Linked DNA regions of Homo sapiens: all the other regions are linked to region 3. A link is a loop called in an ENCODE intact Hi-C map of the cell type or tissue named here. Cell type or tissue: heart right ventricle. All regions are shown on one strand. Links, peaks and the distances in the headings refer to the core of each region. The heading gives the core; the rest is flanking DNA.

Region 1 (6,165 bases), core at 305-4,304, 76 kb after region 3:
AGTCAAGGTAGTGGCATACGCTGGTGTAGACTGCGGGGCGCCGGGGTCTGGAGCAGGGCTCAGCACCCCCAGACACCACGCCTGCCAAGGTTCCATTGCAAACCAGGGGGCCCCCAGAGTCACCCTGTACGCGAGAGAAGGGCAGAGGAACTGTTAGGCCACTCTGTTCATGACAATTACACGGGCCACTTCCTCCCTCCCAGAAAGGCCCCAGCCCCTTCCTCCTCCAACATCCGAGAGTCCTCCATCTCCAGCCTCTTCTTCCTCAGACCCAGGAGTAAAAGCTCAGAGGGCCCACCTCCCCGCAGGACCTAACCTCCTCCTCCCCGAGGACTCAGACTCTGGACGCCCAGCCCACTCCTCCTGTAGATCCAGAAGTCTGGACCTCCAGACCTTTTCTCTTTTACACTAAGGAGTCCAGGCCCTGGTCCCGTCCTCTCCCAGGAACCAGGTATCCCAGTCTCCTTCTCATTTTGACCCAGGAAGGCTGGGGGCCGACCCCTCTGCTCCCCTAAATCCTAGAAAACTTGGCAGGACAGCCTCATTTTCCCCAGAGTAAGGTCTCACCTGGCAGGAACCTCGGCCCCCCTCCCACAGGCCCGCACAGAGCATGCTGTCCGAGATGTGTCCAGGGTATGCCCAGTGACAGAGTTTGTTCTCCAGGATGCTGATGTTGGCACACTGCAGTGTGACTGGAAACAGCGCTGTCAGGGAAGAGAACTGTCAAGGATCTGCAACTGTCTCCAACACACTCAGCACCCCACTGCCCTGAGTCCTCCCTGCAGCTTTTCCAAAGGACCAATGGAGCCACATTTAGGACTCTCAAAGATAGAGACAAGAGACAGTGACAGACAGACAGTCATAGCACACAAGAGAAACAAATGGAGACAAGGAGGAAGAGGGCCAAGTAGAGAGAGAGGCTGGCCGGGCACCGTGGCTCATGCCTGTAATCCCAGTGTTTTGGAGGCCGAGGCCGGCGGATCGCTTGAGGTCAGGAGTTTGAGACCAGCCCAGCCAACATGGTGAAACCCCATCTCTGCTAAATATACAAAAATTAGCCAGGCATGGTGGCAGGCGCCTGTAATCCCAGCTACTCGGGAGGCTGAGGCACGAGAATCACTTGAACCTGGGAGGTGGAGGTTGCAGTGAGCCGAGACTGGTCACTGCACTCCAGCCTGGGAGACAGAGCAAGACTCCGTCTCAAAAAAAAAAAAAAAAAAAAAAAAAAAAAAAAAAAAAAGAAAGGAAGGAAGAGAAACAGAAAGATGCATGCAGAGAGCCAAGAGATAAGAGGAGATGCATATATAACTCCCTAGCACTTTGGGAGGCTGAGGCGGGCGGATCACAAGGTCAAGAGATTGAGACCATCCTGGCCAACATGGTGAAACTCCGTCTCTACTGAAAATACAAAAAATCAGCTGGGCATGCTGTTGCACACCTGTAGTCCCAGCTACTCGGGAGGCTGAGGCAGGAGGATCACTTAAAACCCAGGAGGTGGAGGTTGCAGTGAGCCGAGATCACACCACTGCACTCCAGCCTGGGCAACAAGAGCAAGACTCAGTCTCTTAAAAAAAAAAAAAAAAGAAATAGAAAAAGACCCAGACCTCAAGGGGTGGAATGAAGGCAGTGAGATAAAAGGAAAGAGATTTGCAGGAAGATGGTCACTGATGGAGACAGAGACATAGACAGAGATACCAGATACAGTGTAGTCAGTATAGATGTGGATATGGATATATAATACACATGTGCATCTATATAAGACATGGGTGCAGGCTCCGATGCATCAAGGGATATGATAAACAGAATTGGTAAACAGAAGTCGGGGACGGGGGCTGTGCAGGGAGACAGGAGCCATTTGGGTCCATTGGAGTGAATCAGAGAACTTATCTTGGCTGAAGGGGGCAGCCTCCATTGACTCAGCCCAATGCTTGCTATTTTGGGAATGTGAGTTCTTCAAACTTTTTCAGGTGAATCCAGAAACCTGGCTTTTGTATAAAACTTTCCAAGTTTTAGATATTGGCAGCAACAAATTCAGACTGTTTTTCCAATCCACTGACCCAATTTGGCTAATGGGTCAGTGATCCGTGACTCTGAGAGACATGGTCTTATTCCCATTCTAAGATGAACGCATTTCACATTTAAACATCTCTGGGCCAGGTACAGTGGCTCACACTTGTAATCTCAGCACTTTGGGAGGCCAGGAGTTTGAGACTAGCCTGGACAACATAGCAAGACCTCATCTTTGCTAAAAATAATAAAAATTTTTAGCATAAGGCTTAAGTTAAAGGAGGTCCCATCATGGAGCAATGCATGATGGGAAATTCCCACCCAGCATCTTTTACCAGAATCAGTGCTTTATTCATGGAGGGAAGAAAATTGGAACAGTATGGATGGTCACTTTTCAGAGGCAATGGAGAGAGGATTCCTGCATCAGGTGGATTCCAGGATACTATTAGAATGCCCAGAATCTAAGATTCTAGAATTCTCAGATTCTGACACACTAGTATCCATGATTCTAGAATCTAGAGGCTCAACGTTTAGAGTTTTATGAATCCAAGATTCTAACATTCCAGATTCCCCTGGATCAAAAAACTCCAGGATTCTAACATTATCTGAATTAAATCTAAGATATGACTAGATTTAAAAAAGACTAGAATTTTGGCTGGGTGCAGTGGCTCATGCCTGTTTTCCCAGCACTTTGGGAGTCCAAGGCGGGCAGATCACCAGGTCAGGAATTTGAGACCAGCCTGGCCAATATGGTGAAACCTCTGTCTCTACTAAAAATACAAAAAAAAAGATAATAATAATAATAATAATAAATAATAAAAAAATGACCCCGGTGTGGGATGTGGTGGTGCATATCTGTAATCCCAGCTACTTGGGAGGTTGAGGCGAGAGGATCACTTGAGCCCAGGAGTTCAAAGCTGCAATGAGCCGTGATCACACCGCTGCACTCCAGCCTGAGCAACAAAGCGAGACCCTGTCTCAAAAACAAACAAACAAACAAACAAACAAACACTCTGAAATTAGAATGTGTCTTCCAGAAAATGGTGTTATATAATCAATGGGATCTAATGGGATCTTTCCTCCTCCTCCTTTTTTTCTTCTCCTCCTCCTCCTTCTTCCACTTCTTCGCAGTTCATGAAATAATGGCACATCTTAAAAATGCTAGCATCTTATATTTGGTTAAATATATCGATTGGCAGATAGATAGACTGACAGAGAGAGAGAGGAGAGAGAAAAGGAGAAGACAGAGATGAAAAGGCAGAGACAGAGGGGTGAGGGAGCAAGTTTCAGAGAGAGTTCTGGGCCAGGTCATACCCTTGGGGCTGGACACGGCCCCCCAGCCTGAGATGAGACACTGCATGCCTGGGGAGACACAGGTCTGGCTGAGGTTGAGGGGCTGCACAGCAGGACTCAGACGTGCCTGCCTGGGCAGGCGGATCAGCATGATGTCATCATTGTGGTCATTGGCGCTGAGGTCCTTGTTGAAGCCAGGGTGGGGGAAGAAGTCCGTAACCCGGAACAGCTGCTCCGGACCCTCCCATTTCCAGAGGTGGTGCTCTCCAAGGCGGACCCACAGATACCTGCTGGGACAGGCCTCAGAGGTCAAGCTGGGGGAAAGGTAAAAGTCCTTTCAGCCCCAGCCCTCTTTTCCTGTCCATCAGGGTGCTGTGTGACCCTCTGCAAGCCACACACCCTCTCTGCACCCTCATCATCTATGTCTGGCCCAGGGTACTGTGATTTTAAGCGAGGCACACACCTCCTCTGGGTCCCTGGTCCCCACTCTGATGTTTTGTGTGTCTCCATCTTTGTAGCTCTCCCCACAAAGCCCCCGCTCCTAGTCCCAGGCTGAGTGAGCCACCTTCCTCCCTACTCACCTGGAGCCTTGGTGGTGACTTGGGTCCCTAGGAACGGTGTGGGCACGGGGGACCCCACCTACCACATAACAACCGCCCCACCCCTGCCCCCACAGGTCTGGTGGCTTCTGTGGGAGCGGCTCTGTATGTCTAAGTGGTGTGTGTGTATACGTGTGCGTGTGTATGAAAGGGGATGGGATATGGAAAATCCCCAAATTGGGGGTCATCTCTGGCCTCAGCTTTTCCTGTCTATCATATCCTTCACCCTTCAATGCATGTCTTCCTGGTGTCTAACCTTAAGCCCTCACCACAGTCTCAGCGCACTTGTTTCATTTCTGGTCCATGCCCTAGACAGCTGGGATCCTTTCGGGGATGACAAGTCCATTCCCCAGCCTCTGACCTCTGACATTAGGCAGCAGGCTAATGACTGCGAATTCAGGGTTGGGGAACCAGAAACATCTGTGTCTGTCTCTCTCTGTCATTCTTGCTGTCTTGGCTCTGGATCTGGAAAAGTAGTCCTCACCCCTACATCCCTTCATCCCCCTACCCTTCCCCTGCCTCTCACTCTCTTCCACCTTCATATCTCTGCATTTCTCCTGCTTCACTTTCGGCTGAAATCTGAACATCGTTCTCCCAGTCTGATGTATAGGCTTAAGTTAAAGGAGGTTCCATCATGGAGCAATGCATGATGGGAAATTCCCACACAGCATCTCTTACCACAATCAGTGCTTTACTCATGGAGGGAAGAAAATTGGAACAGTATGGATGGTCACTTTTCAGAGGCAATGGAGAGAGGATTCCTGCATCAGGTGGATTCCAGGATACTATTAGAATGCCCAGAACCTAAGATTCTAGAATTCTCAGATTCCGACACACTATTATCCATGATTCTAGAATCTAGAGGCTCAAGGTTTAGAGTTTTATGAATCCAAGATTCTAACATTCCAGATTCCCCTGGATCAAAAAAACTCCAGGATTCTAACATTATCTGAATTAAATCTAAGATTTGAACATAGAATTTTAATGTTCTAGGACAAAAAGACTAGAATTTTGGCTGGGCGCGGTGGCTCACGCCTGTAATCCCAGCACTTTGGGAGGCCGAGGCGGGCAGATCACAAGGTCAGGAGTTCAAGACCAGCCTGGCCAATATGGTGAAACCCCCGTCTCTACTAAAAAAAAAAAAAAAAAAAAAATAGCCTGGCATGGTGGTGCATACCTGTAATCCCAGCTACTCAGGAGGCTGAGGCAGGAGAATTGCTTGAACCCGAGAGGCAGAGGTTGCAGTGAGCTGAGATTGTGCCACTGCACTCCAGCCTGGGAGATAGAGGGAGACTCTGTCTCAAAAAAAAAAAAAAAAAAAAAAAAGAAAGACTAGAATGTCATCATTCTATAAATCTATAACCTTAGAAATTTAAGAGTCTGGGATTCAAATAGTTTAAGACTACAGAATTATCTGAATCTCAATATTCTAGGATACTGTGAATCAAAGATTCTAGTACTGTGAGTTTCAATATTCAATGAATCTAGAAAGCTCTGAATTTAAGATTCTAGGATCACACTAGCCATTATGGCTATTGAACACTTGAAATGTGGCTAGTCCATTTTGTAACAGGCTATGTGTGTAAAATACAGAACAGATTTCAAAGGCTTAGTACCAAAACAAAAGTAAACTGTATCGTTCATACGTATTTAAAAATTGATTACATGTCAAAATAAGTTTTTGGGTATGTCAAGTTAAATCTATTAGAATTAATTTTACTCATTCCTTATTTTTTAAATGTGTCCACCAGAAATTTAAACTTACACATGTGGCTGGCATCATAATTCCTCTGGGCAGTGCTGACCCAGACTGCTAAGATTCTAATAGTCTGCGAATCTATGATTCTAAAATTTGCTGAGGCTATTGCAGAATTTCATAAATTCAAGATTTTAGGATTCTACGATTCTGGATTTCTCTGGGTCAGTCTCGGATTCGAAGAGCCTAAGTTTCGAATCTTAGACTTCTCAAATGAGATATTGCTGGTCTCTAGAATTTTAGGATTTGGGAGGCTACCCTTCCTACTTCTAAGAGTTGAACTTGTGGTATCAGAAGTGGAGGCTCCGCACTTCTGGCCTAAAGCACCCCTCACCCTCTCCTGACCCCCAGCCTCTGTCCCTCCCCAGCATGGCCAGCCTGGGTCACTCACGGCTTGCGGCAGTGGGCAGCTGTGAGCAGCCAGCGGTCACTGATGAGGGTCGCCCCACAGAAGAGCCGAGTAAGGTGGAAGAGGCCGGCCTGCCAAGGCTGGGAGTTGGGGCGACATTC
Region 2 (6,165 bases), core at 891-4,890, 87 kb after region 3:
TCACTACCCCCTCGGCCCTCTGGTCTTAGAGGCTGGGATAGAAGCAAGGTGAGGTCCCTTGAGTTCAGTGGCCTCATGAAGGCAGAGAAGGTGCTAATGACTCAGGGCCAGCCTAGCTCGGAGGAACTGGTGTTGGGTGGAACCAGAAGTGGGAAACAGTGGGAGATGAGAAGGAAGTGGTTAAAAGGTGTTTCCTGGGACTTGGAACTAGGGTGAGGAAAATGATTCTTCCATCATCCCTAAGGGTTGGGGATGGAAGGTTGGGACTGGGGGCTACCCTGTGCACTTCTTCCCTGGACACACGCTTTCACCGGGACGTGGTCAGATCACGACAACAGGTAACCTTTAGTCAGAACTCACCACCCACTGTGTTAAGCCTTACATGACAATCACCATGAAGATTTACATACACATGTTATATCATAGTCTCCTCACAACATGTCTAAGAGGTAGGCACGTCATTGTTCCCATTTTGCAGATGAGGAAACTGAGGTTCAGAGAGGGCACTTGGCTTGCCCAAAGTCACACAGCAGGGAGTGGCAGAGGAAGTCAGGTTGGGTGACCCCAGTAACTGCTCTCAGAGGCTGGGTGATGACCGGCTTCCTGGCTTCTCTGGAATAAACCTTTGCCACCACTTCCTGCATTTCAGCTTCAGTACAGGCAGAGAATGGGGATAGGTGGGGGAATGAGGTGAGAGGGGAGATGTTTAGAGGTGTGGAGGGCGGCAGAGGTTTGAACAGTGCAGACAAGGGGAGAGTTCAGCCGACTGGGGAGGAAGAGGATGGACGATGGAGCCTCTGGGCATCTGGATCAGCAGGAGCATAACATCTGGATCAGCTGGAGCGTAGCATCTGGATCAGTTGGAGCGTATGACTTTATTGATCCAGGACATGTATTTGCAGATCTGGGTGTAGACAGCTGGATGCTGGGCAGAGCCACAGGGGTAAACACCCCACGAGAGGATGCCTTGGAGGGTCTCGTCACAGACCAGGGGGCCTCCAGAGTCACTCTGGGGGTGGCAGGAAGGAGAGATCAAATAAATGTGCCAACGTGAGAGCTGTCACTTTGGGATCTGGGGCAGTGGTGGGGAAGGAAGGAGTTGGGTTGGGATAAAGACGAGGATGGGATGGGGTTGGAATTAGGTATGAGCTGGAAGGTAGGAATGGAGGTGGACTTCAGGTTATGGGAGGTTGGGCTGGGGGATGAGAATGAAGGCACAGTGAGACTGGGGTTGGGATTGTAGTTCATGGAAGGTGAGGGGATGAAAATGGGCTTGGAGATGGGAATGGGGTGGGGTTGGGATGGAAATGGGATTGAGGATAGGGATGAGGAGGGGGTTAGGTCTGGGTAAGAGTTGGGGTCAAGGATGGGTTTGGGAATGGAGTTGGGGATCGGGCACAGGGTCTGCTCTTTTCCCATAACCTCCCTGTCCTCCCTCCCAGGAGTCAGAGACTCTCCCTGTTCAGACCCTACCTGGCAAGGGTCCTGGCCCCGGTCCAGTCCAGCACATATCATGTTGTTGGTGACCACGCCAGGGTAGAAGACCTCACACTCTTTAGGGCTCAGGATAGTGATGCTGGAGCAGGTCAGGCCCTTGTTGTACTTCACTGAAGGGAGAATATGCCAGTAATCCCTGGGTCCAGCCCCCAATCCTTGGGGAGCCAGGAGTCCAGATACAAGACCGTTTCTATCCTAAGCCCCAGCCCCTCCTCCTTCAGACTCAAGAATCCTGGCCCCAGCCCCTCCCCACTTAGACCCAGGAGTCCAGGCCCCCAGCCCCTCCTCCCCTCAGACTCACAGACCCAGGCATCTAGGACCCCAGCCCGTCCTCCCTCAGATCCAGGAATCCAGTCCCCAGCCCATCCTTCCTCAGACCCAGGGGTTCAGGCCCTCAGCCCCCTCCTCCTGAGGTTCCGGCCTCAGAGCCCCAGCTCTTGCCTCTCCGGGCGGCCGTGGTGCCCCAGCCAGCAACCTGGCACTGGTCTCCGGGCTGAGCACAGCGGTAGGGAAGCTGCAGGGCCCGGACGCGGGGCCCCAGCACTACGGGCCTGGCCAGCTTCAGCAACATGAGATCGTGCTCATCCGTTCGCCTTGGCAGGATGGGGCCTGAGCCCTGGTGGTACTTGGGATGGACAACAGAGCGAGTGGTCCGGCGGAGCTGCTCTCCCTGAAGAAGCAGCAGGTGGTCATCCCCTACTCGAGCCCACAGTGGCCTGGGGGAAGGAAGAGGCATGTGAAGGCAAACCCTTCATAGGGACTGGGAAAGCAGGTGGGCAGTGACGCAGGGCCTGGAGATAGGAAGAGTCTGAGGGAAGAGGGCCTTGTGGGAGAAGGGGACCTCAGTGGACATGGGGAGGAGGAATCAGTTGTTTGAGCTCTGAGGATCTGTAGGAATTGAGGAGGGCTGGGGGCCTGGACACCTAGGTAAGCCTTCCACATTTTCTTTTCTCTTTTTCTTTTCTTTGTTGAAACAGAGTTTCGCTCTTGTCACCCAGGCTAGAATGCAATGGCGCAATCTCGGCTCACTGCAACCTCCACCTCCCAGGTTCAAGCAGTTCTCCTGCCTCAGCCTCCTTCCTGAGTAGCTGGGATTACAGGCACCCACCACCACACCCAGCCTTTTTTTTTTTTTAATTTTTTTAAAATTTTTTATTTTTTATTTTATTTTATTTTTAGTTGAGAAGTGGTTTCACCATGTTGGCCAGGCTGGTCTTGAACTCCTGACCTCAGGTGATCCACCCGCCTTGGCCTCCCAAAGTGCTGGGATTACAGGCGTGAGCCACCGAGCCCAGCCCAACTCCACATTTTCTCTGTGGTAATACCCAACCCTTCCTCCTTCAACGGGGACTCACGAAGTGAACCTTTTCCTTTAGTTCTAAATTCCTGACCACACCGGACCCTGGCTTCTATCCGTTGCAGGCAACCACCTCCTCCTAGAGCTCAAGGAGAATCAGCGGGAGAGGAGTGACGGGCCCAGAAATGCGGAAAAGGACCACACCGCCCCCTGGCGGCCACAGCGCAAGCCCGGTCTCTCCTCCTGCTGGAAGGACACCGGGGACCGCACCTCCAGCTGTGGGAGTTCCGAGAGACCCCGCCCTGCCCGCTCCTCCCTGGAGGCCGCCTCCACAGCCCCCCGTGGCGTCCTCGGGGATGGATCTCCTCCTACTTGTTTCCGCAGTGCGCGGCCGTCAGCACCCAACTCTGGTCCACCAGGACACCCGCGCAGTGGAACGAGAGGCCGTTGAAGAGCGAGACCTGCCAGGGCTGCGAGCCGCGCGCGCACGGGGAGCCATAGGCTTCGGGGTCCAAGCGCGTGTCGTTTTGGGGGAGCAGCGCCGCCTCTGCGGCTGGAGAAAGAAAGGGGACGGAATCAAAGCACGGAGGGCAGGGTCTGGGTTTGGGGTTGGAGCTGGGCTGTGGCACTGGACTGCGTTCGGGGACGGGGGACGCAGCCAGAACGCGAGGGTGGTAGGGAAATATTGGGGGTTTCGCGTGCACCGAAGGGAATGGGAGGAGAAGAAGCGCGTGAAAGTGGAAGGAAGCTGGGATAGGGTAGCGTGGAGTAATGAGACAGAATAGGGTGGGTCTGGAGGGCAGGGACTGAACGCAGCGCGCCTGGAGAGCTGGCTAGAACGTCGCTGGTCGATAGAGGGGCGGGGATTGAACGCGGCGGGGAGGTAAGGGTGCGGGGATAGAACTCGGGGATCGGGGAGAGGAAGGGGTGTGAATAACAAAACGGGATTGAAAACCAGGAGAGGGGTGGGGCGCAGTGGTTTACGCCTGTAATCCCAGCACTTTGGGAAGCCGAGGCGGTTGGACCGCTTGAGCTCGGGAATTCAAGACCAGCCCGGGCAACACAGCAAGACCCAGTCTCTACAAAAACAAACAAACAACAACAACAACAACAAAAAAGTAGTCGCGGAGGCATGCGCCTGTAGTCACAGCTACCTGGGAGGCTGAGGTGGGAGGATCGCTTGAGCCCAGGAGGTGGAGGTTGCAATGAGCCGAGATTGGGCCACTGCACTCCAGTCTGGGCGACAGAGTGAGACCCTGTCTCAAAAAAAAAAAAAAAAAAAAAAAAAGCCGGATGTGGTGGTGCATGCCTGTGGTACCAGCTACTCTGGAGGCTGAGTATCGCTTGAGCCCAGGAGGTCGAGGCTGCAGTGAGCTCTGATTGGGCCACTGTACTCCAGCCACGGAGACAGAGCACTGCCCTGTCTCAAAAAAAAAAAAAAAAAAAAAAGAAGGAAAGAAAAAGAGAGAGAAAGAAAAAAACAAGAAAGAAAGAAGAAAAAATAAGAGAGAAAGTAAAACAAGAAAGAAGAAACAAACGAAAGGAAGGAAGGAAAGGAAGGAAGGAAAAGAAGAACGAAAGAAAGAAAAGAAAGAAAGAAAAAGAAAAAAGAGAGAGAAAGGGAAAGAGGAAGAAAAAAAGTGAGGGGAGAGGGCAAAAAGCGGTAAGGCAAGACTCAGGATAAAACACGGTGGTGTGGCCGGGAGCGGTGGCTCACGCTTGTAATCCCAGCACTTTGGGAGGCCGAGGCAGGCGGATCACGAGGCCAGGAGATCGAGACCACGGTGAAATCCCATCTCTACTAAAAATACAAAAAACTAGCCGGGCTTGGTGGCGGGCGCCTGTAGTCCCAGCTACTCGGGAGGCTGAGGCAGGAGAATGGTGTGAACCCGGGAGGCGGAGCTTGCAGTGAGCCGAGATCGCGTCACTGCACTCCAGCCTGGGCGACAGAGCGAGACTCCGTCTCAAACAAACAAACAAACAAAACAAAACACGGTAGTGTAAAATGGAGCGGGGCCGGGATGGGGCGGCGTAAGAGGAGGAGAAAGAACGCGGCGAAGAGTCCACGGAAGAGCGAGGATCCGGGTGGCAGAAATCGGACAGGGCCTGAGTGGGGCGGGTCACCCAGGGGCCGAGCCAGAAGAAGGGCCCAGCTGACTTGGGGGCGGGCCGTGCTCCGGAGCGCTGGGTGGGTGCTGGGGTCTCGGGGGAGGAGAGGTGCGCGGGGCTTGGTGACGGGAACACATTCTCCTCCCGCCCGTGCCTCCCACCGGCGCCTCTCCCCGCCCCCTGCCCCCGACCTTACCCCAGAGTTGCGCCATCAGCAGCGGCAGCAGCTTCGCCAGAGCCCGGGCGCCAGAGGCGGCGGAGAGGTGGAGGTGCGGAGCTCTCATGGCCAGGATCTGCTGGGGTGTGTGCAGGGGCGGGTTAAAACAGATGCTCCGTTAGAGACCCCCACCTCGCCGCGCTCATCCGCCCAGCCTGGGCCACCCCAGCCCGCAAGCACCCTTTTGACCTGCAGCCGATAACCCCAGGGGCTGGCAGACGGGAGATTCGGGCTGGAACAGCGGTAATGGGCACAATTACCCTAATGACGCCCCTCGCGGCATCTTCCCGTCCTCCCTGTGCCCGAGTGGAGCGCTCTCCGCGCCCCAGCTACCCTGGCTGCAGCCACGCCGCGCCCGAGGTTTCCCCCTCCTTCACGCGCGGGGTGGGGATCCGAGGCTCGGAGCCAGTGGGAGCCTCTTTCTCAACCTCACAGCGGGGGGACTTCCGCGTCCCGCAGGTGGAGAAACCGAGGCTCTAAGCCGGCTCCTGCCTGTGGCCCGGGGGTCCCCACCCATCCTCTCGCAATCCACCCCAACCCGGGTGGGGTGCAGGTAGCTTCACCTGGGAGTCGCCGATAGGAAGGAGGGAGGGGACCCAGACGTGCCTCTGCCCTGCCTGTGGTCTGCCGCTGGTATCCTCTGCCCAGGGACCCCTGGCGGGACCTTCCCTTTTAACCCCAAGGAGTCCGGAAGCTTCTCCACCCTCCCCTACCCCCACCCCCGGGCTCCCTCCCTTTCCCTCTGTCTAATTGTACCGTGGGTGAGGCTGGCACTCCTGGGTCCCAGATTCCTGCTCTGGGAGGGGCCCTGGAATACAGGCTTCTCCCAGTGCCCGAAACGCCCCCTTTTCATCCCTTTTGGAACTGGCTTCCGTGGGGATTCTCCGGGTCCCGGTGCCAAGAAGGCTTCCCAGGCGCGGGGAGAGGGTTCACGTCCCCAGCAAGGCTAGGGGTGGCAGGATGAGAGGCCACTGAGCAAGAGGAAATCAATGGGAAGTGCATACCTAGAGTGACAATGTGAGAAGCCAGACTGTGGAAGAGGAAG
Region 3 (6,165 bases), core at 1,366-5,365:
AAACAACCCCGTGAAGTTGTACTATTATTCTTGCATTTGTACTATTATTCTTGTATTTTGGCTCGGAAGACTGTGTGCCTAGCTGCTCTGCTATCCTGTCTCTGTCCAGCACACACATACACACACACGCACGCGCGCACGCACACAAATGTCAACATTGGTTTCCTCTGGTTGGTGAGATCATGGGGTGTTTTTTCATTTTTGTTTTTTGAGACAGAGTCTTGCTCCTTCGCTCAGGCTGGAGTGCAGTTTTGTGATCTCGGCTCACTGCAACCTTCACCTCCGGGGTTCAAGTGATTGTTCTGCCTCAGCCTCCCCAGTAGCTGGAATTACAGTCTCCCACCACCATACCTGGCTAATTTTTGCATTTTTGTTAGAGACAGGGTTTCACCATGTTGGCCAGGCTGGTCTCGAACTCCTGGCCTCAAGTGATCTGCCCACCTTGGCCTCCCAAAGTGCTGGGATTACAGGCGTGAGCCACTGCACCTGGCCCAGGCTGGGGTTTTTATTATCAGAAACTGCTAGACTTTTTCCCGAAGCGGTTGAACCATTTGACACTCCCTTCAACCAGGTATGAGAGTTCGAGGTGCCCCACGAAGTGTGCAACATCTTGGCGTTTTCATCTTATTTATTTTTATTGAATTTATTGTAGTTTTTTGTTATTTAGTTTTTATTTCATAATCATAAACTTAACTCTGCAATCCAGCTAGGCATGGAAGGGAACAAGGAAAACATGGAACCCAAAGGGAACTGCAGTGAGAGCACAAAGATTCTAGGATACTGCAAGCAAGTGGGGTGAAGGGGTTCTCTCCCAAGCTACAGAAGGAATGGTCTGGTCGTTAAGATAAAATACAAGTCAAACTTAGAGTTGTTCACAGTCAGCAATGGTGATCTCCTTGCTGGTCTTGCCATTCCTGGGCCCAAAGTACTCCATGGCCTCCACAATCTTCATGCCTTCTTTCACCGTGCCAAAGACCACGTGCTTGCCATCCAACCCCTCAGTCTTGGCAGTGCAGATGAAACACTGGGAACAATTTGTATTGGGTCCAGCATTTGCCATGGACAAGATGCCAGGCCCTGTATGCTTTAGGATGAAGTTCTCATCATCAAATTTCTCCCTGTAGAGGGACTTGCCACCGGTGTCTTTATGGCGTGTGAAGTCACCACCCTGACACATAAACCCTGGAATAATTCTGTGAAAGCAGGAACCCTTATAACCAAATCCTTTCTCTCCAGTGCTCAGAGCATGAACCTTTTCTGCTGACTTTGGAAACTTATCTGCAAACAGCTCGAAGGACACGTGGCCTAAGGGCTCTCCATCAACGGCGATGTCAAAGAACACGGTGGGGTTGACCGTGGCTGATAGTACAGGACTCGCAGCGGCAGTGTCTGCAAAGCCTATTTTAATTTTTTAAAACCGATCTGATGGGTGGGTGGTAGCGTCTAATTGTGGCTTGAATTGGATTTCCTCTCATGACGAAAGAAGTTGAGCATTGTTTCGTGTGCTTTATGGCCCTTTGTATGTCTGCTGTTGTCAAGTGGACCTGTGTACACCGAGAGCTGACCCACTCGTGTATCAGTTCTGTGGGGCTGCTGTAACGAACTAGCACAAACTGGGTGGCTTTAAACAAAAGAAATGTATTCTCTCAGAGCTCTGGAGACTGTAAGTCTGAAATCAAGGTCCCCATGGTGTCGGCAAGGCCACACGCCCTCAGGCTCTGCGTAGAGTCTTTCCTGGCTTCTGTTGACGGCTGCTGACCACTGGCCTTCCCTGGCTGGCAGCTGCAATACTCCAATCTCTGCCTCTCTCTTCACATGGCCCTCTCCCTTTGTGTCTGTCTTCATATTTTCTTCCCTGTTTTTATAAGGACACCAGTCATACTGGATTAAGAGTCCACCATACTCTAGTAAGACTTCAACTACTTATACCTGAAATGACTGTATTTCAAACTAAGATCACATTCTGAGGTCCTGGCGATTAGAACCTCAACATATCGGCTGGGCGCGGTGGCTCACGTCTGTAATCCCAGCACTTTGGGAGGCCGAGACAGGTGGATCACCTGAGGTCAGGAGTTCAAGACCAGTCTGGCCAACATGGTGAAACCCCATGTCTACTAAAAAAAAAATACAAAAACTAGCCAGGCGTGGTGGTGGATGCCTGTAATCCCACCTACTTGGGAGGCTGAGGCAGGAGAATTGCTTGAACGTGGGAGGCGGAGGTTGCAGTGAGCCAAGATTGCACCATCCACTCTAGCCTGGGTGACAAGAGCAAAACTCCATCTCAAAAAAAAAAAAAAACAAAAAAAACAAAACAAAACAAAACAAAAAAACTTCAACATATCTTTTTGTGGGGGAACACTTCAACCTATAACATTATGGATTCAGTAGCCTGCCCTTTAAATAATGTCCAGGCTCTAGGCTACATCTCAGATGCGTCAGTGATGCATTCCAAAAGTGGTAGTGTTACCATGCAACCAGTGGGCTCACAGCCCCATGTGCATAGAGGCCAATACCATAGCACCGGCTTTTGAGAAAAGAAAAACTTAATTGCACGTTGATCAGCAAAAGGACATAGGAGGAAATACCTGACTCTGTCTCCCTGAGCTGGGGGCTGGAGCAGGTTTTATAAGCATGGAGTAAGGAGGCGTGATCTGATTGGATCTGGCAATAAGGTGATGCTGGAGAAGCATGATCTGACTGGATCCTGCCATGGGGTGACACCAAGGCTCAAATCTGATCGGATCCTGGATCCTGCCATGCAGTGTCAGCTTCTTAATTCAGTCCCTGCTCCTCCATCCAAGCACTTTGGTTCCCCCTGTGGTTGCACGCATGGTTCATCTGGGTGTACTCAGGTTATATGACCTGAAATACCATGGCAACTGAAAAACATCTCACAACTTTGTTACATAAAAGTGGAACCAGGCTGGGCACAGTGGCTCACACCTGTAATCCCAGCATTTTGGGAGGCCGAGGCAGTTGGATCACCTGAGGTCCGGATCACCTGAGGTCAGGAGTTTGAGATTAGCCTGGCCAACACGGTGAAACCCCGTCTCTGCCAAAAATACAAAAAAACATCGCTGGGCATGGTAGCACGCACCTGTAATCCCAGTTACTCAGGAGGCTGAGGCAGAAGAATTGCTTGAACCCGGGAGGTGGAGGTGGCAGTGAGCCGAGATCGTGCCACTGCACTCCAGCCTGGGCGACAAAAGTGAGACTCTGTCTGAAAAAAAAAAAAAAAAAAAAAGTGAAACCAGATTGGTCTGTGCCAACTCTGGGGCAGGCACTGTGCATGAGGTGGAATTGTCATCTTGGTGTTACAGGTGAAGAGTGTGACCTATACACCATGGCTCAGAGAGGTCAAGGAACTTGCCCAAAACTAGACAGCTGGGAATGGCTCGCAGGATTGTAGGACTCCAAATTTCTTTTTCTTTCTTTTCTTCTTTTTTGAGACGGAGTCTCGCTCTGTCACCCAGGCTGGAGTGCAGCAGCACGATCCTGGCTCACTGCAACCTCCGTCTGCCAGGTTCAAGCGATTCTCCTGCCTCAGCCTCACAAGTAACTGGGATTACAGGCGCCCGCCACCACGCCCGGCTAATTTTTTGTGTTTTTAATAGAGACGGCGTTTTGCCATGTTGGCCAGGCTGGTCTTGAACTCCTGACCTCAAGTGATCCACCGGCCTCGGCCTCCCAAACTGCTGGGATTACCGGCGTGAGCCACCGCGCCCGGCCCTGGATTCCAAATTTCATGCCCCTCCCACAACTTTCCCAGGTCCCAGTTCAGTTCTTGCAAAGGCCTCCAGGTGGCGCGATAGAGCAAATGGTGGATTCCGCTAACTTGGGTTTACAATTTCTTCCTGGGAGGCTTGCAGGGTGGGGCACTTACTTGAACGTGCACACGAAACACCAGGGGATCTTATGGAAATGCCGCTTCTGGTTCAGTTGGTCTGGAGTGGGACTGTGTTTTTTAATATGCTTCCAGGGCATGTCGCTTCAGCTTTGAGCAGCAAGAGCTTCATTCAGTGGGATAAACAGCCCTCGCCACACCTGTGCAGGCAGCCAACTCCAGAACAGTAACTAATGACGTTCATGACAATCACAGAAACAACGATTTCCACATGTTTATTCTGTGCCGGCCTCTGTGTTCTTGTCTTTGCCTTTATGCGCATTCTCTCCTTTAATGCTCAAGGCAGTCTCATGAAGTAGCATCATTTTACAGAATAGGAAACAGGTAGGATTGAACCAGTCTGTGTCTATTGCACCCCTTCCCTTTTTCCTACAGGATAGATGCCATCCCTGGGGGACTCAGCCCAAGGCATGGGGGAAGAGAGGCCCGGGCTCTGGGGGATTGGCTGCAAGGCCAAGCGGTGGGACGAGGCCGCTTAGGCAGCGGGATTGTGGGGATTAGGAGGAAGAGTGAGATCAATAATATGCAAAGGGCCGGGCACGGTGGCTCACGCCTGTAATCCCAGCACTTTGGGAGGCCGAGGTGGGCAGATTGCTTGAGGTCAGGAGTTCGAGACCAGCCTGGCCAACATGGTGAAACCCCGTCTCTACTAAAATACAAAAAAATTAGCCGGGTGTGGTGGTGAGCACCTGTAATCCCAGCTACTGGGGTTGGGGGTGTTGCTGAGGCAGGAGAATCACTTGAACTCGGGAGGCACAGGTTGCAGTGAGCTGGGATCGTGCCGCTGCCCTCCAGCCTGGGCAACAGAGCCAGACTCCTCTCAAATAATAATAATAATAATAATAATAATAATAATAATAATAATAATATAATAAAATAGAAAGATCTGCAAAGTAACCCCAGATCCTGCACTACCTCCCTTACAACTCTCACCAAAGGAATCCTTTCTCTCTCTCTCTCTTTCTCTCTCTCTCCCTTTCATTTCTCCCTCTCTGTTTGCCCTTCTCTTTCCAGATCTCTCTCTGGGTCTCTTTCTCTTCATCTCTCCTCCTCCCTCCCTCCTTTCCTTCCTCAATCCTCTTGCTCTCCCTATGTCCTTCTTCCATCACTTTCTCTATGATCAGTGTTTCAGTCTCTTCTCTCTCTCTGTTTCTCTCTCTCTCTTTGAATGTCACCAAAGCTAGCTCTTCCCCTCTTTCTGAATCTTTCTCTACCCTCCCCACCCCCAGTCTCTTTAAACTTGAGTCTTTCTGTTGAGGTGGTATGAGCCTACAGTCCCAGCTACTCCAGAGGCTGGGGTGGGAGGATCCCTTGAGCCCAGGAGTTTGAGTCCAGCCTGGGCAACATAGCAAGATTCTGTCTCCAAAAAAAAAAAAAAAAATCTGAGTCTGTTTGTCTCACTCTCCCCAAGTTTCTCTCTTTAAGTCTCTCTGAGTCCATCTGCCTTAAATCTATTCCAGTATATCTCTCTGTTCCTCTCTTTCTTCCTTTTCCTCCCTTCCTCTCTCCCTCCTTCCTCTCCCCTCCAAATCTGTCTCTCTCCATCTCTCTCTGTCTTTACATCTGTTTGAGTCTCTTTCTTTTCTTTTCTTTCTTCTTTTTTCTTTTCTTTTTTTTTTTTGAGATGGAGTCTCGCTCTGTTGCCTAGGCTGGAGTGCAATGGTGCAATCTCAGCTCACTGCAACCTCTGCCTCCTGGATTCAAGTGATTCTCTGGCCTCAGCCTTCTGAGCAGCTGGGATTACAGGCACCCACCTACATGCTTGGCTAATTTTTGTATTTTTAGTAGAGACAGGGTTTCACCATGTTGGCCAGGCTGGTCTTGAACTCCTGACCTCAGGTGATCAGCCCGCCTCGGCCTCCCAAAGTGCTAGGATTACAGGTGTGTGAGTCACCGCACCTGGCCAAGTCTTTCTTTCTTTAAAGTTCTCAGAGTCTCCCTACTTCCCCCATTCCTACCCCTTCACCTCACATCCTTATGGCTTTGGCCCTATGTACCTATGTTTGCTTTCGCTGGCTCAATCTAGTGTTGTGGTTACCGGCACGGGCTTAGGACTCCTACGCCCTTGACTCAAATTCCGGCTCTGCCAAGTACCGGCTGCAGAAATTGAGCCAAATGCACCAAACCTCCCTGCTCCTCAGCCTCCTGGCTGGCTGAGGGCCTCCCTCCTAAGGTTTCTGTCAGGACCAGGAGGAATAAGCATGCAATGAATGCAGTGAGGTGTCTGGCACTGGATGAATGGTAGATGTTGTCATCATCAT
Region 4 (6,165 bases), core at 935-4,934, 170 kb after region 3:
CTCCATGGCTTCTGCAGTGCTTAGAAACAAAGCCAAGCCAAAGTCGCTTCTCCCTCTCACCTCTCTCCTCCACCTGCCCCCTCTCCTTTTTCCCTCAATCTCAGAGTCTGCACTTGCTGTTTCCTGCCAGGAACACTTTCCCAGAGACCCTCCACCCCTGTGCTCTCTGCCTCACCCTGCACCTTTCCCTGAATATCTCCTCCTTGAAGCCTCCCCGTCCCTCCTACTTAAATAGAAGCGATTATCACGATCCAACATACCATATATTTGACTTATTTTTCTCGTTTTTTTTTTTTTTTTTTTGTATCTCCCTTGAGGGCATGGTTTTGTTCTGTTCACTGCTGTCACAAATCACCTGCTCAAAAAGTATTTGTTGAGTGGATGACACAGGGGTCTTGAGGTCAAGGAGTGTCTGGTGTTTATACGGGGCCTTAAGATCTCTGCCAACCTGTGTCTCTCACCCTTAAGGACTGGCTCAGAGACCAGCGGGCAGGTGGGCAGAGACAGCTGAGCTCCCAGTCGGGGCTGGGGAGGGGGAGACCTGGCTTTGATGTCAATGACCACCGGATGCACAGGCGAGGTCACAGCGACCCCTTGTGGCCAGAGACGAAAAGAGCACCTCCCCCCCGCCCCGCTTTTTTTTTTTTTTTTCTTTTTTTTTTTTGAAACGGAGCCTGGCTCTGTCGCCCAGGCTGGAGTGCAGTGGCCAGATCTCGAGATCTTGGCTCACTGCAACCTCTGCCTCCAGGGTTCAAGCCTCAGCCTCCTGGGTAGCTGGGATTACAGGCACCTGCCACCCCGCCTGGCTAATTTTTGTATTTTTCGTAGAGGCAGGGTTCCATCTCAAATTCCTGATCTCAAGTGATCTGCCTGCCTCAGCCTCCCAAAGTGCTGGGATTTCAGGCGTGAGCCACCACACCTAGCACCCCCAGCTCTTCAGAGACCCCCATGAGGAAGGCCGCAAGCCCAGGCTAAGAGGGACGGCGAGCACTCACTAAATGCCAGGCGCTCTTCTAAGCACTGATATGTATTTTTAACAATAACCACAGGACGGAAGTACCATTCCTCCCCACACTGTACAGCCAAAGAACCTGCTCAAGGTCACACAGCATTCCCGGCAGAGCTTGGTTCTGAACTCAGGCAGTCTGGGTCTAGGAAGCACATTGCAAACCTGCGCGGTCCAGTGGAGTGCCCACAGGTCCCATGTGGCAGCCGAACTGTGGGGAGTCTGGATTGAGATGGGCCGAAAGTGTAACATACACACCGAATTTTGAAAACTCTATATGAAAAAACATGTATAAAACATCTCGCTTAAGTTTTAACAAACTGATTACATATTAAAATTATAATATTTTGTATAAGTGGGTCAAATAAATTTATTAAAATATCACTTGTGTCCCTTCTCTAAAAATACGGCTATGAAAATATTCTAAATTATACATACGGTTTGCATTTTCGATTGGAGAGTGCCTTAAACCACAAAAGAAATCTAATCCACTGCCCACCCCACCCCATGCACAGGGACAAACTCCAATGAACAGAAGGGAAAAGGTCCCTTACCCAAAGCCACACAGTAAATCACTGGCACGTCAGCAATAGGAACCTAGGTCCCCTGGCTTCCAGCAGGTAGCCCAGCAAAAGTGTCCAGAGCTCCAGCTCCTTTGCTGATTTGCTGCAGTGTGGCCCTGGGCAACTTACTTCACCTCTCTGGGCTGTAATTTCATCCTTTATGAAATTGGTGCTGAAGGAACCAACCCAAATGCCCATCAATCAACGAGTGGATAAAGAAACTGTGGTGTATACGTATACGATGGACTACTACTCGGCCATAAAAAGGAATGAATTAACAGCATTTGCAATGACCTGGATGAGATTGGAGACTATTATTTTAAGTGAAATAACTCAGGAATGGAAAACCGAACATCCTATGTTCTCACTGATATGTGGGAGCTAAGCTATGAGGGTGCAAAGGCATAAGAATGATACTATGGACTTTGGGGACTTGGGGGGAAGAGTGGGAGGGGAACGAGGGAAAAGAGACAACAAATACAGTGCAGTGTATACTGCTCAGGTGATGGGTGCACCAGGATCTCACAAATCACCACTAAATAACTTATTCATGTAACCAAATACCACCTGTACCCCAACAACTTATGGAAAAATAAAATATTAAAAAATAAAAAATAAACTTTTAGATTCTTCTACATACCAGTTAAAAAAAATTGGTGCTGAAAACCCATTCCTTATGTCACTGAGCTAATGAGGAAGGCAGGCACACTTGGCACTAGGACTGGCACACAAGCGTCATCCTATACAATTGATCTTGATCATCTTGCACCCCCTACAGCTCATTCTCCTCACAGCAGCTGGAGTAACTTTTAGAAAATGGAAATTGGACCCACTGTTGGGACCAAAGCCCTCCAAAGACCTACCATCACTCTTAAAATACAAGTCTTTCTTGCCAACAGAAGACCATGCACGGCCCATCCCTGCTTAGTGGCTCGTTTCATCTCTTGCTATTCTCCTCCTCACCCACTCTGTTCCCGCCACACTGGACTTGCTGTTCCTTGCACTTGCAAGCTGATTCCCACCCCTCCAGGCTTTTGCACCAGCAGTTCCCTCCACCAGGAAAGCTCTTCCCCCAAATGGCTCCATGCTTTGTTCTTTTGCTTCTGTAGGTCTGTGCATAACGTCACTTCCTCCAAGGCCCTTCCTTCCCTGACCCCTGTGGAAACAAGCTCTTCCTGTCTCTCTCTCTCATCATTTTTTTTTTAATTTGTAGCATTCATCACTACCTGACATTACATATTGATGTGCTTGCTGTCCGTTTCTCCCAGACTGAACTTCATGAGGGCAGAGACTTGTCTCCTGTTCACTGCCATGTTCCTAGAACCCAGAGGAGTGCCTGATGCAAAGGAGATGCTCATACACGTTTTGAGTGAATCATCTAGTCCTTGGCCTCCAGCCCAAGTTTGGGTGGCCACACAGTGAAGACAGGACTGAGAAGCAGGGGTTTGGGAGAATACTAAGCCCTGGGTTGGGTGATGGGAGGAGAGAATTGAGAAGCCTTCTAGGAGGACCCTGGAGGATCTGAGCAGGGTGATGGGAAGAAGGGGCATTTCTGACAAGAAGCCAGCCCAGCAAGTCCTGGAGGTGGGACTGAGAGCACCATCTCCCCGGGAAGTTTGAGATTCTCACAACCTCCCCGTACCTGTACAGGACAGCAACCCTGAGACCCGGCGCCCCCTGGTGGTCAGACAGTAACATGAACGACCAAGTCCAAGTGGTCACCATTTATTGAGCACCTCAACTTCTCTGATCTTCCATTTCCTCCCAGTGGTGCCTTGATGCGGGGGGGATGGGGGGGCGGGGGGGAAGGGGGCTGATTATATTTTCATAGGAGAAATGGGACATGAAAGAGGCTAAGTCACCGACAGGCTCACACAACCCTGCCTCCAGAGTCCAAGGTTTGGGGAACGCATCCAACCCCTCCTCACCCGTGACAGAGATACCAGGAGAGATTCGAGAGGGGATGGGTGGGGGAGGACCAATTCCACGACCTGTGATATTCGAGAGCTTTGGAGGGAGCCCTCGGTGTGACCCCTTCCGACTGGGTGTCTTAGGGCCATTTACCACTTCAGGCTACAGCCAGTGAGACCGTGGTGGAGACGAAATGAGGGTGCAGTGCGTGCTACACACGAAGCGCTGGAAGGGAGGCATCGTGACGGCGGCTGTGAATGGCGTGTGTCCATCAAGTCACGCTCCGCTTACCCCACTGCGGGCAAACAGGAAACATCAGGAATCTGATGCTCAAGGAGGGTCAGGACCATGCTGAGCGCACCCAGAACCAGCAGAGGCCCTGGGCAGGAGGTCCCCAACCAATCCCCACTCGCTCAAGAATCACACGGTGTTCAGCCCCCTCCTCCCTGAGACCCAGGAGTCCACGACCCCAGGCCCTCCTTCCTCAGCCACAGATGCCTGGGGTCCCCAGTCCCACTTCTTCTAGGCTTAGTCCTGGCCCTCTCCTCTCTCAGACCTAGGATGGTCCCCCAGCCCCCTCCTCCCTCAGAGCCTGAAGCCCAGTTCGAGACCCTTCTTCCCTGAGACCTCGAAGTCTGGGGTCCCAGCTTCTTCAGGGTTTCAGGTGAATGGGCCCCCGTCTCCTTCCCAACCCCACATGGAAGGCCAGGTAAGGTAACGGGTTTATTCACAGTGTCATTTACAGGCAGCCCCCACCCCGCGGCATCAGATCCCGGCGGGAGGCCCGAAGTCGCTAGAAGGTGGGGACGGCCTTGGAGGCGGGGGGCCGGGCCGGATCCCCGGGCGTCCCCGGCGTCGCCTCCTCGTCCAGACCCCGGCGGCCCTTGCCGATGGCCAGGCGGGGCCGGCCGCGGTTCAGGCCGTCCAGGAGCGCGCAGGCCTGGCAGAGCGCGCGGCTGGCCAGCGCCCCACAGCGGGAGCAGGCGCCGGGGCGCGGGGGCCGCGCGGCCGGGGCCAGCGCCAGGCGCTCGGCCGAGTGCACGAGGTCCAGCACCGCGGACGGCCGCGCCGCCTCCAGGCGCTTGAGCAGGTCCCGGGCGTGGCCGCGGAAGGCCTCGGGCGCGTAGACGCACTCCTCGGAGAAGTAGTCGAGGCGGCGGAAGTGCGCGTACAGCACCACCTCCTTCTGCGAGGCGAACTGCAGCGGGCGGCAGCGCGGCAGGGCGCCCCCCTCGCCGGGAGAGCCCAGGCCCCCGCCCCGGGCCAGCCGCCCCGCGTCGCCCCGTAGGAAGTTCATGAGCACGGTCTCCGCCATGTCGTCGGCGTTGTGACCTGGTGGGGAGAGAAGGGAGCGGGTGAGGTGGGGCGCGGAGGGCGCTGCTGGCCAGGGAGCCCCCCGGGGAACCAAGGGTCCACCAGGACCCAGAGAGAGACTGGGAGGAGAGACCCACGGAGACCCAGGGCACAGTGGGGCCGCCAGGACCCAGAGAGAGACGGCGACGGGGAGAGCAAGCCATGGAGACAGACCCCCAAACATGGTGTGACAGCCAGGATCCAGAGACAGGGAGGGGGAGAGAGAGCCATGGAGACCCCTAGGGCACTGTGGGCAACCAGGACGCAGAGAGAGACGGGGAGGGCAAGAGCGAGCCATGGAGACCCTCCGGGAACCGTGAAGCAGCCAGGTGCAGGCTGCAGGTGGACACAACAAAAAATCAAAGAGAAACATAAGCTCCCCTGGCGCAACTTGGGCGTGCCTTCATGTACCACCCGCCTACTGCATAGCGGACCTTATGCTAGTTGCCCTTTCATATAGGGAGTAAAAGTGCATTATGCTGCTAATAACCTTATCAGCCTCAGTTAAAACCGTAATTCAAACTGTACACAAAAATCAGAAGGCATTTAAGGCATTTAACCGAGATTCTCAGGAGAGCTGGAGGGGTAGGCAGGCTGCTGTCTCCCCCACCGCCTAGGGAATCCATGGCCTAATTCTGGGAACCTGTTAATATGTTTGGTTGTAGGACAAAGGGGAATTAAGGTTGCAAGTTGAATTGGGGCTGCTAATCAGCTGACTTTACAATAGGGACAGAATGGTGCGTTATCCAGGTGCGCTCAAGGTAATCACAAAGACCCTTAGAGGGGAGGAGGGAGGCAGAAAAGGGAGAGATAGGGCCATGGAGACCTTTGAACATAGTGGGCAGCCAGGACCCAGAGAGAGATGGGGAGGGGAAGCCTGAGCCATGGAGCCCCTCTGGCACCATAGGACAGCCAGGACCCAGAGACCGGGAGAGGGAGATGGGGCCATGGAGCCCCCTGGGCACTGTGGTGCAGCTAGGTGGTGGCTGGAGGTGGACACAGCAGGAATTGAGAGGGGAACACACACAAGCTCCCTGGGGAACTTGGGGATACCTCATTTGCCACCCGCCTACTGCATATGGGGGGTGTGAGGGCAGAGGCAAGGTTAGAGTGATGCAAACGGTGTAGGACTCAAACTGCCATCCTTGGCTTTGAAAATGGAGGAAGAGCCGGGCACAGTGGCTCATGCCTGTAATCCCAGCACTTTGGGAGGCTAAGGTGGGAGAATCACCTGAGGCCACGAGTTTGAGACCAGCCTGGCCAACATGGCAAAACCCCCATCTCTACTAAAAATACAAAAATTAGCAGGTCATGGTGGCAGGCACCTGTAAC
Region 5 (6,165 bases), core at 1,166-5,165, 240 kb after region 3:
GCAAACTCATCAGTGTCCGCAGCTCTAAAGCCAGACAGTGTGTGTGTGCTAAGGACATGAGGCTATGGATAGGGACCATCTCAAGGGTAGGGGCCAGGTCAGTGCTATCTCTTCTTCTCTCCATCCCCACCTACATACAGATGCTCACTATATATTTGGTGAATGAATGAATGGCTGTCACCTTCACTGCACCTAGGACCACTCTTCATTTTTTCAGTCCCAGACACTCCCATAGACCCTACAGAATCCTACATCCTGCAGGATCGACTATCTCATGGCTCAAGATGAGGCTGTGACTGTCTGGGGCCAGAAGTGACCAGTTCCCAGACGTAAACAATGGTTCACAGAAAAACACTTCAGAGTGAGAGGGTTTTAGACACAGGTGTCCCATGCTTCAGATGTCCCCAGAGGTCCTGGTCCAGGCTCTGGCATTGGACGGAAGACCCGAGGTGGGAGGCAGGAAGTGGTCTCTGCTCCTTCTCTGCTCCCCTCTGGGCAGGTCTCTGAGGTCACTTGGCTTTGCAGTCTCCCTCCACTCTGTGCAGAGGCGGATGACCTCTGACCACGTGTGGGTTTGAGGTTCCTCTTCTGTGAACTGCCAAGATCTCATGCTCCTCCCCACAGCCCTCTTCTCTGCTCACACAGGAAGCCCAGGAAGCCTCTGCCTCAGAGATGCTGCCGCTGCTGCTGCCGCTGCCCCTGCTGTGGGCAGGTGAGTGGCCCTGGGGAGAGGGGCCGTGGGGATGAGCCCATCTGACCCTCATGTCTCCACAGGGCCCTCGCTCAGGATGCAAGATTCCGGCTGGAGATGCCAGAGTCCGTGACGGTGCAGGAGGGTCTGTGCATCTTTGTGCACTGTTCGGTCTTCTACCTCGAGTATGGCTGGAAAGATTCTACCCCTGCTTATGGCCACTGGTTCCGGGAAGGGGTCAGTGTAGACCAGGAGACTCCAGTGGCCACAAACAACTCAACTCAAAAAGTGCAGAAGGAGACCCAGGGCCGATTCCACCTCCTCGGTGATCCCTCAAGGAACAACTGCTCCCTGAGCATCAGAGACGCCAGGAGGAGGGACAACGGTTCATACTTCTTTTGGGTGGCGAGAGGAAGAACAAAATTTAGTTACAAATATTCCCCGCTCTCTGTGTATGTGACAGGTAAGGCACGGGCTCCAGGAGTGGCACAAGGGGAAGGTTATGGGGGCCACTGGGAAGGGCTCAGATGGGACTCATGTCCTGGAATGGGGATGGGAATAAAGCACGTCAGGCTCAGGGGAGGAACTGGACCAGAGCCTGAGCTTCCCACAGGGCTGCACCTTGGATCCCCCTCCTGATCCTGCGTCCCCACCTCTGTCCACAACAGCCCTGACCCACAGGCCCGACATCCTCATCCCGGAGTTCCTAAAGTCTGGCCATCCCAGCAACCTGACCTGCTCTGTGCCCTGGGTCTGTGAGCAGGGAACACCCCCCATCTTCTCCTGGATGTCAGCTGCCCCCACCTCCCTGGGCCCCAGGACCCTCCACTCCTCAGTGCTCACGATCATCCCACGGCCTCAGGACCACGGCACCAACCTCATCTGTCAGGTGACGTTCCCCGGAGCTGGTGTGACCACGGAGAGAACCATCCAGCTCAGTGTCTCCTGTGAGTGATGGGGCCAGGATGCCTGGGTGCCTGAGGGTGTGAATGGGGAGAGGACCAGGAGAGAGGAGGTCCAGGACTGGGGCCACTTGGTGGCTGTGTCTTGGAGGCCTTGCTGAGTAGGGGAACTAGAAGGATCCAAGCTGTCAATTGCCATTTCTGCGGGCTTCTAGAGGAGCGCCTACCTTCATCTCACTCCCACCCCAACTAAATGAGAAATCCTCTCTTGCTGGCTTAGATCCTCTAATGAACCCAGTGATTGAAGCCTCCCTAGAAGACGGCACAGGTAGGACAGAGTCCCCATCTGGAGGCTGGAGGAGCAGGGCCTTCAGCTCAGGGAAGAGCTGGGCTCCTGCCTCATCCTGACTCACCATGGTAACCAGAGACTCCTTGTTGGCCAACTCAGGGACCCTCCCTATCCTCAGCTCCCATGGACACCTGAGCACCTGTCTGTAGGGACCAGCCCCACAGGGTCGGTAGGTTTTTCTCTCATGTTTGGAGACGAGGGAGTTGCAGAAATAAAGACACAAGACAAAGAGATAAAAGACAGCTGGGTCCGGGGGACCACTACCATCAGGACACGGAGACCGGTAGTGGCCCCGAATGCCTGGCTGCGCTGTTATTTATTGGATACAAAGCAAAAGGGGCATGGTAAAGAGTGTGAGTCATCTCCAATGACTGATAAGGTCACGTGAGTCACGTGTCCACTGGACAGGGGGCCCTTCCCTGCCTGGCAGCCGAGGCAGAGAGACAGAGAGAGAGAGACAGCTTACACCATTATTTCTGCTTATCAGAGAATTTTAGTACTTTCACTAATTTTGCTACTGCTATCTAAAAGGCAGAGTCAGGTGTACAAGATGGAACATGAAGGCGGACTAGGAGCCTGACCATTGAAGCACAGCATCACAGGGAGACGGTTAGGCCTCCAGATAACTGCAGGTGGGCCTGACATGAGTCAGGCCCTCCACAAGAGGTGGAGGAGTAGTCTTCTCTAAACTCCCCCAGGGAAACGGAGACTCCCTTTCCTGGTCTGCTAAGTAGCGGGTGTTTTTCCTTGGCACTGACGCTACCACTAGACCACGGTCTGCTTGGCAACGGGTGTCTTCCCAGATGCTGGCGTTACCGCTAGACCAAGGAGCCCTCTAGTGGCCCTTTCTGGGCATGACAGAGGGCTCACACGTCTTCTGGTCACTTCTCACTATGTCCCTTCAGCACCTATCTCTGTATAGCCTGGTTTTTCCTAGGTTATAATTGTAGAACGAGGATTATTATAATATTGGAATAAGGAGTAATTGCTACAAACTAATGATTAATGATATTCATGTATAATCATGTCTATGATCTTGATCTAGTATAACTCTTGTGGTTTTATATATTTTATTACACTGGAACAGCTTGTGCCCTCAGTCTCTTGCCTCGGCACCTGGGTGGCTTGCCACCCACACCTGTCCGCAGACTCCTCCACAGACTCCTCCAAACACACACCCCTTGGCCCCACAATAAGGACAGAGTGATATTCATACAGCAGGACTAGCCTTTGAGCCCCTTATCATCTACCTCCTAAATACTCCTCCAGCCTCAACTTTAAATTTTTCCCAGTAGTTTAATGTACTTCTGGACAGGTGATACAATCGCATGGGCAAAAATGCTAAATCCATAGCAGAGTCTGTTCTCAGATGCTTGTCCTCCTCCCCAGAATCAAAGAGTGTTCATCCTGGCTGCTCTGAGCCCTGGTGTATTCTCTGGAAGGATCTCAGAGGTCGTTTGGTATCAGCAGCACAGACTATCCTCACTCTCAGACTGTGTAGTGTTCCATTGAAGAGTTGGATCCTAATTCTGTATATATCTTCTTGAAATGGAATATCATGTTTCTACCAACAGAAACAAAGGATTGAACAGTCTTCTATCTACTTTGCCAGTGTATGTCTATGTCTGTGGAATCAGTTACTTAAAGCAAAATAGCTGGGTCTTACGTTCTTTCTGATTTTGAGAGATATGGCCAAATTGTTCTCAGTCAATGGTGGATATGTTTACATCCCCAACAGCATGGGGTGACAGTGTTTTCTTTTCTTTTTCTTTTCTTTTTTTCTTTTTTTTTTTTTGAGACTCTCACTCTGTCACCCAGGCTGGAGTGCAGTGGCGTTGTCTCAGCTCACTGCAACTTCCGCCTCATGGGTTCAAGCAATTCTCGTGCCTCAGCCTCCCGAGTAGCTGGTAGACTACAGGTGCCTGCCACCACGCCCGGCTAATTTTTTGTATTTTAGTGGAGATGGGTTTCACCATGTTGCCCAGGGTGGTCTCCAACTCCTGAGCTCAGGCAATCTGTCTACCTCAGCCTTCCAAAGTGCTTGGACTACAGGCATAAGCCACCGCACCCAGCCGAAAGTGTGTCTTCATCAACCCAATGTGGAATGAAAGCTTTCGCTTTTTGCCAGTATTAGGTGAAAATTGTTATCTCCATATAATTTTTTTATTTATATGCACTTTTTAATTGAGATAAAATTCATATAACATTAAATTCACAATTTGAATCATTTTAAATTATATGCTAAACTGGCTTTTAGTCACATATTGTACAACCATAACCATGATCTAATGCCAGGACATTTTCTTTACTTCAAAAATCCACTCTGTACCCATTAAGCACTCACTTCCCATTATCCCCTCCTCTGGCAAGCACTAATCTGCCTTCTGTCTCTACAGATTTGCCTATTTCGGACATTTCATATAAGTGGAATCACACAAAAAACAGCCTCTTGTGTCTGATTTTTTTTTCACATAACGGAATGCTGTCAAGGTTCACCCCAGTACTATGCATGAATACTTCATTCTTTTTGAAACCTAATATCCCATTGTATGGAGAGACCATGTTTTGCTCATTCATTGTTCAGTTGATAGACATTAGAGCTGTTCACACTTTTTGACTGTTACTAATAATGCTGCCAGGAACATTCATGTACAACTTTTTGTTGGAACCTATGTTTTTATTTCTCTTGAGCATAGCCCTAGGAGTGTAATTTTTAGGTCATATTGTAACTCTGTGTTTAACTTTTTGAGGAAATGCCAGACTGTTATCCAGTGTCAGCACCACTTTACATTGCACCAGCAATGTACAGAGTTGCAAATTCTCCATATTCTTTTGAACATTCTCGTTTTCCTTTTCTAAAAGAACTATGGTCTTCTAGTGCATGTGAAGTAGTAATTCATTGTGGCTTCAATAGGCATTAAGATACTGATAAATGGTATTGAACATATTTTCATAGACCAATTGATATTTGTATCTTTTTGGAGAAGTTTTCACTCAAGTTCTTTGTCTACTTTTTAATAGGTTAATTTGGGTTGTTTGTAATTTGAGTGGTTTGTAAATTACATGCCCTTTATATATGCTGGATACTACACCCTTATCAGATCTGTGCTTTACAAATGTATTTTCCCATTCTGTGGGTTGTCTATTCACTTTCTTGATAGTGCCAATCAATGCAAAATAGTTTTTAATTTTGATAAAGTCCAAATTATGTATCATTTCTTCTTCCAACTGCTGGACAGTCAGGGAACAGCTTAGAATGAGCCCTGGGCTGATGTGATACCACATCCAAGGATGCAGGAAGGATCTGAAGAACCAATGTCCAAGTTGTCTTGGGAGAGGAAGGACATGGTTTGTGGTTTAGCAGGTGAATGGGCCTCATCCCACCTTTTTGCAGGGAAATCAGGAACCGTGGAAGAGGTGGTTGTTTTGGCCGTGGGGGTAGTGGCTGTGAAGATCCTGCTTCTCTGCCTTTGCCTCATCATCCTCAGGTAAGCACTGCCTGAAGACCAAGGACAGGCATGGGGAGGGCAGAGGACATGATGCTGAATCCCAGAATCTCAATCCTGGGGGTATGCAGACAGTTTACGTGGTCCTGGGGCCAGGCTGGAGGCTGAATTGGTGGTGAGAATTACACATGGGCCATTTGTGGTCAGTTTGTGTCTGTCCCAACTGAGGGCCAAATGCCAGGATGGGGAGCTTCCTGTTGTCATCAAGGAAGTCTAGACCTGCTCTTCCTCCCTGTGATCCCTCCAGCCTCTAGCAGGGCACAGGAAGTTGAGTTGGCTGCCCTTTGCTCCCTTCATGTGGCCACACTTACAGGTCCTTGTCTCTTCACTCAATGTCAGTTTCCACAAGAAGAAGGCGGTGAGGGCAGTGGAGGTTGAGGAGAATGTATATGCTGTCATGGGTTAATCTCTCAGGTGAGTGATGTGGGCCTCTCACTCTTCAACATCCTGCTGGATAACTCCTCCACAATGGCCTCCAGGATTGCTCTGCCCATCATGGCCAAAGTTAAGCCAACTGTCTTCCTCCTCAAACCTACTTTTCCTGGGATGTGGGTTCTTCATCCTGCAGATGACAAAGAGGCCTCATCTCTAAAGTCAGAACCTGGGTGTGGGTCTCCATCTTGACCCCCCTCCCTTCTCTAGATCCCATAAATTACTAGCTCTTGTCCCTCCTTCTCCTAAGCAGGGCTCATCTTGATGCCCTTTTCTCCATCCTGA

Evidence for each region. A loop is a pair of places that touch in the nucleus more often than their neighbours do. Peaks named below come from ENCODE experiments on the same cell type or tissue, not always from the same donor. Only the 100,000 strongest peaks of a DNase experiment are listed, where the experiment ranks them.
Region 1: a loop joins it to region 3, with 2.2 times the contacts of the local background. A loop is called at or near these places in 26 of 110 quality-filtered maps.
Region 2: it touches region 3 in a loop (2.2-fold over the local background); 25 of 110 quality-filtered maps call a loop at or near these places.
Region 4: a loop joins it to region 3, with 13 times the contacts of the local background. A loop is called at or near these places in 62 of 110 quality-filtered maps.
Region 5: a loop joins it to region 3, with 6 times the contacts of the local background. A loop is called at or near these places in 15 of 110 quality-filtered maps.

Annotation. Positions count from the first base shown.
Region 1 is chr19:51,003,137-51,009,301 of GRCh38, forward strand. It overlaps KLK9 (kallikrein related peptidase 9), which reads right to left. Exons shown (of 5, transcript NM_012315.2): 2 at 6,047-6,165; 3 at 3,322-3,587; 4 at 568-704; 5 at 1-124. Among named protein-coding and RNA genes, the nearest start is that of KLK9, 3.4 kb to the right of the region's middle. RefSeq lists an enhancer at 3,443-3,942. In heart right ventricle, for the core only: no CTCF peak of the experiment used is centred there; no DNase peak of the experiment used is centred there; H3K27me3 peaks cover 2,713 bases.
Region 2 is chr19:51,013,944-51,020,108 of GRCh38, forward strand. It overlaps KLK10 (kallikrein related peptidase 10), which reads right to left and starts at 5,766. Exons shown (of 6, transcript NM_145888.3): 1 at 5,684-5,766; 2 at 5,100-5,196; 3 at 3,167-3,347; 4 at 1,939-2,213; 5 at 1,474-1,607; 6 at 1-1,009. The coding sequence starts at 5,187. The coding sequence ends at 857. In heart right ventricle, for the core only: CTCF peaks have their summits at 3,007 (motif pointing left) and 3,206; no DNase peak of the experiment used is centred there; H3K4me3 peaks cover 1,526 bases; H3K27me3 peaks cover 3,888 bases.
Region 3 is chr19:50,926,216-50,932,380 of GRCh38, forward strand. PPIAP59 (peptidylprolyl isomerase A pseudogene 59) reads right to left here and starts at 1,402. Exons shown (of 1, transcript XM_047439804.1): 1 at 652-1,402. The coding sequence starts at 1,402. The coding sequence ends at 863. In heart right ventricle, for the core only: a CTCF peak has its summit at 3,804 (motif pointing right); a DNase peak (open chromatin) is centred at 3,783; H3K27me3 peaks cover 2,631 bases.
Region 4 is chr19:51,094,328-51,100,492 of GRCh38, forward strand. CTU1 (cytosolic thiouridylase subunit 1) reads right to left here. Exons shown (of 3, transcript NM_145232.4): 3 at 3,279-4,812. The coding sequence ends at 4,274. Among named protein-coding and RNA genes, the nearest start is that of CTU1, 11 kb to the right of the region's middle. In heart right ventricle, for the core only: CTCF peaks have their summits at 2,342, 3,223 (motif pointing left), 4,671 and 4,871; DNase peaks (open chromatin) are centred at 3,229 and 4,614; H3K4me3 peaks cover 317 bases; H3K27ac peaks cover 325 bases.
Region 5 is chr19:51,166,730-51,172,894 of GRCh38, forward strand. The region is part of intron 1 of LOC101928517 (a long non-coding RNA gene); the gene reads right to left. It also overlaps the pseudogene SIGLEC17P. Among named protein-coding and RNA genes, the nearest start is that of SIGLEC7, 28 kb to the left of the region's middle. RefSeq lists a silencer at 2,623-2,917. In heart right ventricle, for the core only: CTCF peaks have their summits at 2,785 (motif pointing left) and 2,992; a DNase peak (open chromatin) is centred at 2,752; H3K27me3 peaks cover 1,222 bases.